Regions from separate parts of the Homo sapiens genome. Here region 2 is linked to region 1. Evidence: chromatin contacts called from ENCODE Hi-C data. All regions are on one chromosome and are shown on one strand. Each heading gives the region's core, a stretch centred on a gene start or an enhancer-like site at or near the end of the contact. The rest is flanking DNA. Distances are from core to core; before and after follow the strand shown. Region 1 holds the start of GDAP2 (ganglioside induced differentiation associated protein 2). Region 2 holds the start of SIKE1 (suppressor of IKBKE 1).

Evidence for each region. A loop is a pair of places that touch in the nucleus more often than their neighbours do. Pooled maps may share reads with other maps.
Region 2: a pooled map shows a loop between it and region 1 (11-fold over the local background). The contact joins the promoter of SIKE1 here to the promoter of GDAP2 in region 1. A Hi-C loop is called at or near these places in 6 of 50 pooled maps.

Annotation. Positions count from the first base shown.
Region 1 is chr1:117,927,927-117,934,591 of GRCh38, forward strand. GDAP2 (ganglioside induced differentiation associated protein 2) reads right to left here and starts at 1,695. Exons shown (of 14, transcript NM_017686.4): 1 at 1,522-1,695. WDR3 (WD repeat domain 3) reads left to right here and starts at 1,813. Exons shown (of 27, transcript NM_006784.3): 1 at 1,813-1,856; 2 at 5,362-5,564; 3 at 6,547-6,665. The coding sequence starts at 5,394. RefSeq lists enhancers at 1,620-1,914, 1,796-1,965.
Region 2 is chr1:114,777,289-114,784,320 of GRCh38, forward strand. SIKE1 (suppressor of IKBKE 1) reads right to left here and starts at 3,397. Exons shown (of 5, transcript NM_025073.3): 1 at 3,161-3,397; 2 at 2,822-2,927; 3 at 1,854-1,996. The coding sequence starts at 3,319. RefSeq lists enhancers at 2,583-3,149, 3,150-3,715, 3,180-3,419, 3,660-3,779.

The DNA.
Region 1 (6,665 bases), core at 445-2,944:
GAAGTAGAGTTACATCCTTGAAACATTGTATAAGGAATTTTGTAAGATGCATTACCTTACCACTCACAGTTGCTCTGATACCAACTCTTATTAAAATCATTTTTTTCCATCTGTGGTTGTCCCATCCCATAATATTTAATAATATTAAGATAGTTTTTTAAGAAAAGGTAAAATCATGACTCATTCAAATATAAAACCAAACCCGTGTTCAAGATTTTATTTAACTCAAAATGGAACCAGGCAGAGAAGATAAAGAAAATCCCAGAATTAGACACCTTAGAGCAGGAATATTGAAATAAATGTGCAAAAGGAGGCAAAACTTCCACTGAATCTCTGAGAGAATTCGCATGTCTTGACAATAATTATTTAGCATTGATGTCACTTACCTAGTTTACGTAACTGAAAAATAGCTTTTTTAGAATTAGTTATTCCAAGGGGTGTTAAGATAGAATCTAAACTATGTAGTTTTCCATTGAAGCACACACTTCTCCCCATAATAATATAATGCACAGCACCTGTCAGGGATATTAACCATACATACCCACTCAAATGCTCCCTTTCCCACCAAGCTTATTAAAATAATAGTTTGTGGCCACAATTTCTTCCCTTCTCATTTATCCAATACACAGCAATCTTGTTTCAAAACTCCTATGCTGCTACAGCTGTCCACAGTCTCATCATACGCATTCTTTGCTATTGCAATTTTCTTGAATATGGAAGATTAGCTGAACATGCATTAAGCTCAGGAAACTCTAAAGAAAATCAGATAATGTAGACAAAAGTCTAATTTCTAGGCTGGCTGCAGATACCTTGTTCAAGAAGCGCCGGCAGGATCTTCTTTTGTACAGCTATGTTAGCTTTAATTTTGCACAGCTCTAGACATCAGAACTCATTTCTAAACACTTCTATGCAGCTCAAGAATAAAAGTAGCAGAAATGCAAGAGAGAAAAGCTAATTCCCACTTGGTGAAAGAGCACTTAAGTCTCAGTGAGCAAACAAGGAGGAGTCAGCCTTGGTCACTTCCCCCTCAAGCGGCCAGAGAGCGGAAACACAAAGCCAGGCCAGTGTCACTCCAGGGATTGCGGGAACCTAGACAACGCACCATCCTGGGCTCAGCGTCTACCCACCCCTCACCCGAGGTGCTCTCGGTTCCGTAGAATGTCCAGTCCACAGGAACGGCAACACGGACTTGTCTTTGGGACTACAACCAGCAAGAGCTCCCGCCTGCCCCATTTCACCTGCACCCTAGGGCGCCCGCCTCCTTGGCTACAGCACCACTGTTCCTAGTGCCCGCCGACTGCCCACCCTTTCACTTCTCGTAGAGACGGCGTCCCCGACAACGCCTCGGGAAAGAACCTAACCAACATGCGAGGAAGTGGCGCCAGGCTCGTTCTTCAAGAGAAGTGACAGAACTAACCCTCAGCCTGCAATCCTGACCAGGGCCGAGTCCCGAGCGCCTCGGACCGCGCCCCCGGCCCTCTCCGCCCCGCCTTCCCTCCCGGCCTCAGTCCCTCCTCTCACAGCACTCTGGTGGTCCCATCCGGGCGGCGGGCGGCACGGATCAGGCTCCTGGTAGAAGGCGGCCGAGCGACATCTCCGGCGACCCTCAGCAGGAGCGCGCCGAGTACGGCGAGTCAAAGTCCCAGGAGACTGGAGTGACCAGCTGCAAATGCTCTGGGCTGCGAAACACCGGCTTCCGCTCCTGGCCAGAGCTCACCAATCAGCGCCCGGCTTTCTCCGTCATTTCCTCCTAGAAGGCAAAGGGAACCTCTGGCGGAAGAGGCTTCCGGAACGGACCCGGAAGGGGCAGGTCTTGTGGGCGGGTCCAATCGGCTGGGAGCCTCGTGGAGGCTGAGGTGAGTCCTGGAGGTGCGTGGTTGGGGCGGAGAGCATTATCTGCGGCTCCGATTTTGCAGATTCTGGCTGAGGCGTTCGTGATGTCAGCAGCAGCCGAGACGGGCGTGTTAAAGGCCGGTTGCTAGGGCTGGGGGAACTCAGGTAACTACGGGCGTCCCCACAGCAGTACTTGGAAGCCCCTCAGCTACTCGGCGCGGTTGCGGGTGCTGAGCAGAGCTGCCTGACCGTGCGTGTGCACGGGCTGGCCTGAGGATGATATGACCGTGTGTTCGGTGTGTGGAACCCTCCGTCACCCTCCCCTGACCGAAGACTCGTTTAGGAATGTGTGGCAGGTCTGTTGCCACGGTCCAGGCCTTCAGTGCATCTTGGAAACATCGTTTTGGGGGCTGTAGGTTAGGAAGCGGAGATCATGGGGTCTCGGAAGAAGGTTTGGTCGTGAACTGTCAGAAAGGAGGCGAAAGCTGTGCACGTGGAACAAAGTGAACAGTGCAAGTTGTATGGGAGGTAGTTTAAATATCGAGGCGATGAAAAAAGGCTGCTAGAATTGGGCTTACTCGAAAGGAAGTGGGCCTCAGAAGATAATATTAGTTAAAAGAAGTAGAGGAGAACATGGATGTTATTCTAAGTAAAACGAATAATATGAAGAATACAAGGTCGCGGGACGAGGAAGGAAACTAGCCAGCCTGACAGGAAGGTTTATTCGAGAAATACGGGGGTTAGATAGGATGAGTTTTTGGAAACTGGCAAACGATTTAGCCTTTTCAAGGCTTTAGGATAGGGAAAGCTCATTTGAAAAGATTAGTCGGTAGTATTATGACGTTTAAATGAAAAGAGTGAAAAACATGGAGGCGGAGGTGCTAGGTGGAAAATCAGTGCAGTAATCCAGTGATAAAGAGCTGGAACTGAAAGTGCTGGAGAGAAAGGGATCCTGTTTCAGAGTAACAGTCAGGTGGAATTGACTAAAGAGAAAGAGGCAAAGAGAAGCAGTTTAGCATAGTGGTTAAAAGCAGAAATTTTGGAGTTAGACTGGCTGGATTGGGATCTGGCTTTGGCAATTAGCTGCTAAATGACTTTGAGTTAGCAATTTGCCATCTCTGGGTCTGAGTTCCTTGTCTGTAAAATAGAGATAGGAAGAGTGACTTCCCTTGTGGTGTTATTGTGGAGAATTTGTTTATTTATTTTTAGAGACAGAGTCTCACTGTCACCCAGGCTGGAGTGCAGTGGCGTGATCATAGCTCACTGCAACCTCGAACTTCTGGACTCAAGTGATCTTTCTGCCTCAGCCTCCCCGAGTGCGTCACCATGCCTGGTTAATTTTTTAAAAAATGTTTTGTAGAGATAGGTTCTTGCTGTGTTGCCTATGTTGGTCTGAAACTCTTGACTCCTAGGCCTTGGCCTCCCAAAGTGCTGGCATTACAGGCATGAGCCACCATACCAGGTCCTTATGGATAATTTTTTTATGCTCATATTTACAATGTGCTAGAGGCTTTTCTAAGTGCTTTGCATATGTTAGCTCGGTTTCATTAATTGCTGTATGTAATTAAACAATTGCATAATGTTATCAGTTACTATAGCGTAAGCACTCTCTAAATCTTGGCTGCTATAATAATATTTTTTTATTAATAATTCAAAGGTTATTAAATGGTTTTGAGCCTGAAGAGCTGGGAAAATTGTGTCTTAGTGTCAGAAGAAAAGAGAGGGGTACCAGAAGTAAGGTAGGCTTGGTTATAGACATGTTAAATGTGAAACTATAAGGTATTCAAGTGGAGATGTTCAGTAAATATTGGAAACTCTATAATTAGTATTCATGTAGGTGGAAAGGACTGGAAATAGACAGATGGGAGTCCCTGGACCTAGGCATGCTATATGAATTCTCCAAGGAAAACACTGTAGAAGGAGGTGGTAGATGGCCAAAGACAGACAAACATAAGGAACAACTACAGAGTCTGGAGGAATAAGAGGAATTGGGAAAGAATTAATCAAATGGCCTAGGCTAAGAGCATTATCACCATGTTAATATTATCTTTCCTTGATTTTAAATTGGCTTTATGTTGGTTCCTGTGAGAGAAGCAATGAGGCCAGTAAGTGATTATTACCAGAAAATATTATCAGAGAGTTGAGATTGAATTTTTTTTGTGTTAGACTAAAACAGCATTTGATAATTAGAAAGACCCTGTAGAGTTAAGCCAACCAACCAAAGAAACAAAAAACAATAGCAAAAAGAAACAGCTCCTCATAAAAGACTGTAACTTCTTTATTTTTGTGTGTTTTAAGTTGCATGGGTGTTTTTTGGGGATACTTTTTACTCTTCCATGTAAAGAACAGATGGGACTGATTTGTTATCTCCTTCATTCACCTCTTGTCCCTTTTATAAATAACCAGTGGATTATGGATTTTCAGTGAATTTAATAAAAGTGCAGAAATTATGGCATCTTTCCAAAAATAGTGTGCCAAGTTGCTCAACCATTTTCTATGCCAAGGGTAAGTGGCTGCTCTGATTTTGAAATGAAGGACAGACTTTCATGTACTAGTAGTTCTCAAAGTGTGGTCCAAGAACTGCAATAGCAGCATCACTTGGAAACTTGTTAGAAATGAAAAATTCTAGGCCCTACCTCAGACTTATGAAATCAGAAACAGGTGCTGGGAGAAGAGATGAGATGGTGTTTTCTAGCAATGTTTTCATAAGCCCTCCAGGTGATTTGGATGTATACTAGAGTTAGAGAACCACTGTACAAGAAGGTAAGTACCATGAGGTTAGGGATTTTGCCTTGTTAATAGTGTATTTCCAGTGTCTAGAATGGTGCCTGTCTAATTGGTAGGTTTTCAATAGATATTCATTGAAAAATATGTTCAGTCTCAGACTGCCAATCTCTGTGTAAAAGCTTTGATGCTGGTTTAATGGGCAGAAGTAAATCAGTTTAGCTGCATTGAGCCTATAATGTCAGATATGCATGAGGTGGGCATGACAACGTGACTAATTTGGAACTTGAGGAATGAGGGATTATATTGAGTCAACACTGAATAAAAAATGATGTCCAGGTATTTTAGGTCAATGATTCATTTAGAGTAAATAAAGATTAAGAAGTCACAAGTTACATGCTTTTAATGACATGATCAACAGTTGGTGTTGTTCTGGCGCAGTGGCTAACACCTGTAATCCCAGCACTTTGGGAGGCCGTGGCGGATGGATCACTTGAGGTGAGGCTTTCGAGACGAGCCTGGCCAATATGGTGAAACCCCATCTCTACTAAAAAAAAAAAAAAAAAAAAAATTAGCCGGGTATGGTGGCACATGCCTGTAGTCCCAGCTACTCGGGAGGCTGAGGCAGGAGAATCGCTTGAACCTAGGAGGTGGAGTCAGCTGTGAGCCAGGATCCCACCACTGCACTCCAGCCTGGGCAACAGAGTGAGACTCTGTCTCAAAAACAAAAAAACAGTTGGTGTTTACTAACCTAGTAGAACCAAGGCACCCAAGGAGCTGAGTTTTCTTTGTTTATATGCACAGATTGCTTCACCTGTGGTATCAGACATCACAACATGGGGCTCACCAAGCAGTACCTACGCTATGTTGCTAGTGCGGTCTTTGGCGTTATCGGCAGCCAAAAAGGTAATATTGTCTTTGTGACACTTCGTGGTGAGAAAGGACGTTATGTGGCAGTACCAGCTTGTGAACACGTTTTCATCTGGGACTTAAGGAAAGGAGAGAAGGTGAGCCTAAAATGACCAGTTTGATACTGATTTATTGGTATTTGAGGATGGAGAGGTAGTAGAAGTGGGGGGGCTCTGATTTATTTATCATGAGTTTTTTTGTGTCTGTGCCCTTAGAAGAAAAATCTTTTTCCTTTAGGTCTAGCTAGCCAAGCATCAAGTTCCTTTGTGTTCTTCGCCACTGAATTCTGAAAACCACAATGAAATAGGAGCTTATTTCTTAGATGTCTATTTGTTGGAATATTTACAGGTCATTATTTGCAGTAATTATTTATTCCTGATGTATTTTTTCTCTACCAATTCTATTTTTCAAGCTCGACTTATGCTTATAGCTGGTTATAAAATATTAGGCATGTAAAAGGAAGGTTAGTCTATTTTGGCAGAATCTTTTTCTAATATGGATAATGCCCAAGTGTTGTTAAAGTAGACTTTGATACTTTGTGTGACTGAATTCCCTAAGCCTACCACTTTTGCCAAACCAAATATAGGCATTTTGATATTGTCCATTCATTTTGTGATTCCCAAGAGGTTAGTACTTTGATTCTTGTTGCCACCAAGAGTCCTTTGTGGTTAAAACCACTGCAGTACTCTGTTGCCACACAGATTATTTTCTTATAAAATGGGTCTCAGTTAAAGGAATTTATAAACCTTTATTGAAAATCACGTAGTGTTGTTCTAGGGTTAAGAATTAGATTAAAGGGATTAAATTTATTTTATTGCCTAGGGAGTTTTTATATGTATTACAACAACGTAGGGCTTTGGAGAAAATAATTAAGCCTTTTCTTAAATGTTTCATTGCCTAGTACAAATACTAATTTCTATATTAAAAAACTTGAAATGGATTGTGGAGTTTCATTTTTATTCATAAGAGTAATTTGGAATTATTGGTGCTCTTAATTTTACTGTGCCTGAGTATTCCTATGCTTTTCCCTTGAGTTCATGCTTAACTCTTCTACATTGTTTTTAATTTTTATGATTTCAGATTCTTATCCTTCAGGGGCTTAAACAAGAAGTTACTTGCTTATGCCCCTCCCCAGATGGGCTACACTTAGCTGTTGGGTATGAGGATGGGTCGATCCGAATCTTCAGTCTCCTGAGTGG
Region 2 (7,032 bases), core at 2,147-4,646, 3.1 Mb before region 1:
CCAGTTGTATATGTTCTATTGATACCACTACTAAGGAATACAGTTTTTTAAAATATATATAATGTTTCTTATATTTAAAACCAAGAAGTGAAGAGTAGAATGCATTTTCTGTTTTCGCTCTTTGCCCAGACATCAAGTTGATAATCATATGGTTATCTGTGATATGCATCAGCTCATAAGTAACCCTTTGGTATGTGAACATGGGGAATTTTAAAATACTGGGCTCTTCAATATGGATTTGTGTTACACTCATGTCATCATCTCATGCCTTCCAAGATTTCAAAGGATCTGATGGCTGTAATTGCAGAGAATAAATGAGTAATCTTTAGTCTATTTCAGAAATAGAAGGCCACATGATTCCCTTTCCATAAAGGACTAAGGTTTCATCCAATGCCAACTCTGGTAAGGCCTTAGTCATTTTTGTGGGTGAAATCTGATTCGATGCAAGCAATGTTATTTTCATTTCTGAAAATTATCTATGTCCAGTGCATCAATCCCCCAGTAGGTCCACACTCCAATAAAAAGATTTGAAATGGAAAAAAAAAATCAATTGTAGTTTAACTACCCATTGGATGTTGGATACTATCTCTAAGTGGCTGTTTAACTTAAATTTGAATACTTTTACTGGCAGGAAGCTTACTACATTCCAAGGTGCTTTATTCCATCTTTGGACATATCACTTAGAAAGTTTATCTATCTGAGTAAACTCTGTCTCTTTCAAGGTTCAAGTTTTTTCCTCCATACGAGAAGAAAATCTATTTTTCTCTTCCAGATGAAAGCCATTCAAATATTTAAAATATCTGTTTCCTAAAACTTTTAAGTCAGTAAAATGCATTCAATGGAATTTAAGATGAAGCTTATATTTCACTACATCTCACAGAAGTAGTAGGCTCCAACCCTATACATCTAGAATTAAATGATACAGTACACAAGAATGTACAATGACAACCATGAAGCACCTATAAACATAAGAACAATTACTGAGTCTCCCAAATTAGCAAAGAACAGAAACTATGCCATGTTTGTTTTTTTAAAAAACCATACTTCTCTCCCCTAACAACATAGTATGATACTATGTGGTTCAGTTTATAAAAGGTTTACTGACTGCCTGCTGTATGTCAGGTACTATGTTAGGAATAAAATGTGAATTCATGCGCCTTACAAGCAAGGAGCTTAAGTTAAATGTATAAGTAATAACCAACCAAGTGTTTACCAGGCAGCTTCAACACTAACTGGCATTATGTTTGGTGGGAGCGCTAAGAATTAATGAACATTTTCAAAAGAGATCTTGGTGAGGGAGGGGGAACCTTAGTCCCACTCAAATAAAAGGATCTGAGCAGCCCCTATCCTCCTTCTTTCTATTCATATCTTTACAAAGCCATGGCAAAATAAACAACAAATGTGATAAACATGAAAGGAAAATGAGCTTACTTTTCTTCAAAAACAAGCACACATGGCCAGGCGCAGTGGTTCATGCCTATAATCCCAGCACTTTGGAAGGCTAACGTGGGTGGATCGCTTGAGCCCAGGAGTTTCAGACCAGCCTGGGCAACATGGCGAAATGTCATCTCTACCAAAAAACAAACAAACAAACAAACAAACAAACAACCCCACAAAAATTAACAGGGCGTGGTGGTGTGCACCTGTAGTCCCAGCTGCTCCGGAGGCAGAGGTGAGACGATGGCTTGAGCCCAGGAGGCAGAGGTTGCAGTGAGCCGAGATCGTGCCATTACACCACGGCCTGGTCGACAAGAGCCAGACCCTATCTCACAAAGCAAAAAAACAAGCACACAATCTAAAACAATCTCAAGATTTCAATTTGGTTCATTTCGAATTTATTCAAAGTTTCTTACTGCAGAGTGAGACTGGTGAGCTTTCAGGACTGGTTCAGCATCCACCGCTTTTTTAGCAACCATTAACTGTAACATCTGTTTCCGATATTTGCTCATGATAAGTTCCAAAGCATCCTGGTGTTCCTCCAAGGAAATCCATAGCTCTGTCAAAAAATAAAAGAACTTGGCAGTGATGTCTGAGAGACAGTTCCCAAATCCAAAGTCTTAACAGTTGGAATTTTGTAACACTATATAGATAATATGAATCTAAAGTTGTAAATCAATGTTTAAGTCCGCAAAACTGAACAGTTAAAGTCTATGTGAAAGGTAACTTTCTAGGCAGAGAAGCAAAGTCTTGCAGAAACAACAATGGATGTATCATCAGAAGACATGTGTTTGAGTTCAGTTCTGTAACTTGCTTGGTTAATACTCATAAGTAAATCATTTAGCTTCTTCTGAGCCTATTTCTTAACTGCATTGTGGTAGATAAAAATGAAGATATGAGAATACAGTAGAATGATATATGTGAAACCCCTCTGGTAAACAACTATTAATACCACAATCATTAATAATGTACTAATCAAGCCTAAGAATATATACCCTTAGAATAAAATTCTGCTGCTTCACCTTGCACAAACAAGAACATAAACAAAACCTTAAATCTTACCTTCAGTGTTTATATTAATACTTAAACATTAAATTTTAAGTCCATGAGGCTATGAACTCTTTTGTTACACATCTGAGGATGCTTAAAAATAAACCATGCAATAATACCAACTCTACACAGCACCTCTTTGGTAAGCTGCTGCAATATTAGTCAGATGACCTTGAAAAGGGTAATCTAACAAACTTTATTGTTACTGGGCCAGATCAGGAGGACTCTCCTACTAAAAGTACTGACCTGGAAATATATGTACACTTTTGTAAATGTTTAGGGCAATTTTGCAATAACTTTAAACTATTACCAGATATGAAAAGGCCTGACTAACCTCTGTTTTCCTGTTGCAAGTCTCTAATCTGTGTGTTCTCTTGGGACAGCAGAATGTGAGGTTTGTATTTGGACATGTCCTTCATATCGGATGCATCCTCTTGATACTGGACAAATAGAGACAGACTAAGCATGCCTTAAAGAGAACAGCGGCAGATGCAACTGAAGAGGCAGAAGTTAGGGCTCCAGGGCAGGATTCTCAGCCCCGACCCAGGAAAATGGTCTCACCGCCGCCCTCTGAGACCGGGAATAAATTCCAGGCCGAGTTCCCACTTTACCTCGCTCTCCACCCTTCAGTGCCCAGAATCCGAGAGCACTGGACTCCTACCCTCTGCCTGACCTGGTCCGGAAGCGCTGTCCCCGCCTCCCGCATAGCTGCTACCCGCCGGTGCAGCGCCGCCGACTGATCCACCAGCGACTCGGCGGCCGCATCGTGCTCCCGTAGCCTCTCCAGCAGCGTCTTGGCGTCTGTCAGGATCTTCTCGATGGTGCAGCTCATAGCAGCAGCACCACCCCAGCCCCTGCCGGGCTCAGCTACGCGACTCGCTCAGATCTTCTGGGAGTCTGTCTCAGCATTACAGGCGTCATTTCCGGGCACGTTTACAAGGTGTCTTGGTAGGCGCAATGGGCGCCTGCGCAGTGGCAGCCTATTTTGCGGGTTGACCCGCTTTAACCTGCGGCTTCCTTGCAGTCCTTCCTTGCGCGGAGCCCCAGACCTACACTTGCCACGCCGTTGGTTTCCAGTTACCACAGCCTGGTGGTCAGGCTATGATTAGCTGGGCAGTGGGAAGGTCTCCTTTCCCTACTGGTTTTCATTGATGTGGGTTGTTCTTCAGTCACAGTTAGTTTCTTTTTATTTTCATTATTTTTTTCTTTTTTGAGACGGAATCTTGCTCTTGTCCAGGCTGGAGTGCAGTGGCGCGATCTTGGCTCATTGCAACCTCTGCCTCCAGGGTTCAAGCGATTCTCCTGCCTCAGCCTCTCGAGTAGCTGGGATTACAGGCATGCGCCACCACGCCGGCTGATTTTTCTATTTTTAGTAGAAACGGGGTTTCACATGTTGGCCAGGCCGGTTTCGAACTCCTGACCTCAAGTGATCCGCCCGCCTCGGCCTCCCAAAGTGCTGGGATTACAGGTGTGAGCCCCCGCGCCTGGCCTACTTTCATTTAATTTTTTTTAAATTGTGGCAAAATACACATAAAATTTAATATCTCAGCCATTTATAAGTGTACAGTTCAGTTGTACATTCATATTGTTATACAGCCACCATCAGCATCCATCTCTAGAACTCTTTCATCTTGCAGTACTGAAGTTCTGTACTCATTAAACAATAATTCCTCATTCTTCCTTATCCCCAGCTCCTGGCAGCCACCATTCTACTTTGTGTCTCTACAAATCTGACTATTCTGGGTACCTGACATGAGTGAAATCATACAGCATTTGTATTTATATAACTGCCTTATTTCACTTAGTGTAATGTCCACGAGTTTCATCCATATAGTAGCATATGTTAGAATTTCCTTCCTTTTTAAGGCTGAATAATATATATATACCACGTTTTGTTTATCCATTCATCCGTGGATGGACAGTTGGGTTGCTTCCACCTTTTGCTATTGTCAATAATGCTGCTATTGCAACTGGCTCACGTCTGGCTGCTTGCTGCCTAGAGGCCAAAAACATGAGAAGTGACCTGTGGTGAAAGCTTTACTAATCAAATGCTCGCAGATGGGGAATGGCTAGGCTCATGCCTTCAAAACAGCATTCCACTTTTTTTTTTTTTTTGGTCAAGGTATCCCAGAGACAGTATCAGTGTCCAAACTTTAATTTTGTCCCATATCAATGCCAGGGTGGTGTGCTACCTGCCCTGAGTCCATCATGTCCCTCCTGCGGCCAACTGACTTAGAGTCAAAAGAGTTACAGCCAATTAAACGTTCTAGGTCAGATGGGAAGGAGGTGGGCAGGCACTCATTAACCTTAAAACCCCTCTTAAGCAATGTTAAGAGGCAAAAACCAAAAGGCAAGGGTTACAAAATTGACTTATCTATAAATTCTATGCATTGAGCTGCTGTAATCTTGGCTTGTTGCAATTAGCTATACAAAATGCAAGCATTTTGTTTAGCTGTTTTGGCATCTGTGTCATCCTTGATTTGTAGGGTCTGAACTAATTTTAGCTCTCAATACTGGCCCTTACAACATTACGTTATAGTCTCTAGGCATGGCGGGATTGAAGAGTTTCAACTTTTGTAGGTAAAACAAAACAGAAAGAATTAACAACATTTCAAACACAAAGGTCATAAACCCTGCCTAGTTTTGAGAATAACAGGAAAAGAAGTTCATAGGTAGCTAAACACTTAAATTATTTAGTATCAAGGCACAGAATAAATTATATTAATTCAGATAGAGGCAGAATTGTTAAATGAATCTTAATATTTTTGAACACAAGACTGTCCCTGTGTCTCATGAAAGCAGTTTACTTTGTCGCCTTTGCCTGAGTCTAACGATGAGGCTTTGGTTAATTGCAGTTTAGTGTCAGATACTGGCAGGAGTTGATGCCTTCTTTGGATGAGATATGTGTAAGTCCCTATAACTTAAAAGCACAAGGATTAGTTAATATCACCTGATAAGGACCTTTTCAAGGAGCTGGAGGTGTGATACCGGAGTCTATGACCTGACTGGAAGCTGTAAAAATATTTTACAACCTTGCAGTGATTAATTTTTATAGCTTCGATAAACCCCAGCAATAAGTCAGAGACTTAATTTACGATTTTGATTTTGAGGACATTGGTCAAAGATTTTAAAAGCCTCAAAACATTTGATCAAAACAAGATAATATTCATTGTAAAAATAATAGTTACTCATTTAACCAAACTGATAATTAAAGACTTTAAAGGCAATTGAGAAGGTTACCAGGACATAAAAACCTGAACCCTTTTAAATCTCAGTTTTTCTAGGCAATTAAAAACCCATTAAAGAGAGCATGGGAATTATTTGATAAAACATTAAAATCTTGTTTCTTAAGCAAGTTACTACACAGGCAAAAAACCCCTTCTGCTGTGTGACTGCTTCTCCTTATGGGAAGACCATGTAGGTAACCTGAAAGTCATACTTGAAAAAAGTGCTTGAATTTAATCAGACACAAGAAGAGTGTATTCATGCTTATGAGTATAGCAAGGGAATACATCTCTCTGAGCAATTGCGTGAGAAGTTTCCTGATTACAACGAAAATCACATATCAAGAAAAGCCGGGAGTACAGAATCAAGTTATATTGGAGGAAAACACTGCTTTTATAGACTTCTAAGATAAAACATTTCAGCATCAGGCCCCAACAGTTAGAATCAGAGGAAAAAGAATTAGAGGAGCTGATGGAAAAAGTTGAAGGAGAGTGTCCTTTTCAAAGGGAGGAAAAAACTGAAAACAGCCAGACACAACAAAAGCTGAACTTCTGAGATATGAATCTGAGAAGTTTTAAAAAAAAATAGGTGATAGAATTAAAAAGCAAAATTTCCTTTAATTTCATTAAGAGTAAACCAACACCTTAGGAAAACCTTATTTAAACCTAGGGAATCATTCATTATTTTTATTTTTATTTTACTTTAAGTTCTGGGATACATGTGCAGAACATGTAGGTTTGTTACATAGGTATACATGTGCCATGGTGGTTTGCTGTACCTATCAACCCATCATCTAGGTTTTAAGCCCCACATGCATTAGGTATTTGTCCTAATGCTCTCCCTCCCCCTGCCCCCCACCCCCCAACAGGCCCGGGTGTGAGATGTTCCCCTCCCTTTGTCCATGCGTTCTTATCGTTCAACTCCCACTTATGAGTGAGAACATTTGGTGTTTGGTTTTCTGTTCCTGTGTTAGTTTGCTGAGGGTGATGGTTTCCAGGTTCATCCATGTCCCTGCAAAGGACATGAACTCATTCTTTTTTTTTTTTTTTTCTTTTTGAGACAGAGTTTCACTCTTGTTGTCCAGGCTGGAGTGCAATGGTGCGATCTCGGCACACTGCAACCACTGTCTCCTAGGTTCAAGCGATTCTCCTGCCTCAGCCTCCCAAGTATTTGGGATTACAGGCATGTGCCACCAAGCCTGGCTAATTTTATATTTTTAGTAGAGATGGGGTGTCTCCATGTTAGTCAGGCTTGTCTCAAACTCCCAACCTCAGGTGATCTGCCCGCCTCAGCCTCCCAAAGTCCTAGGATTATAGGCGT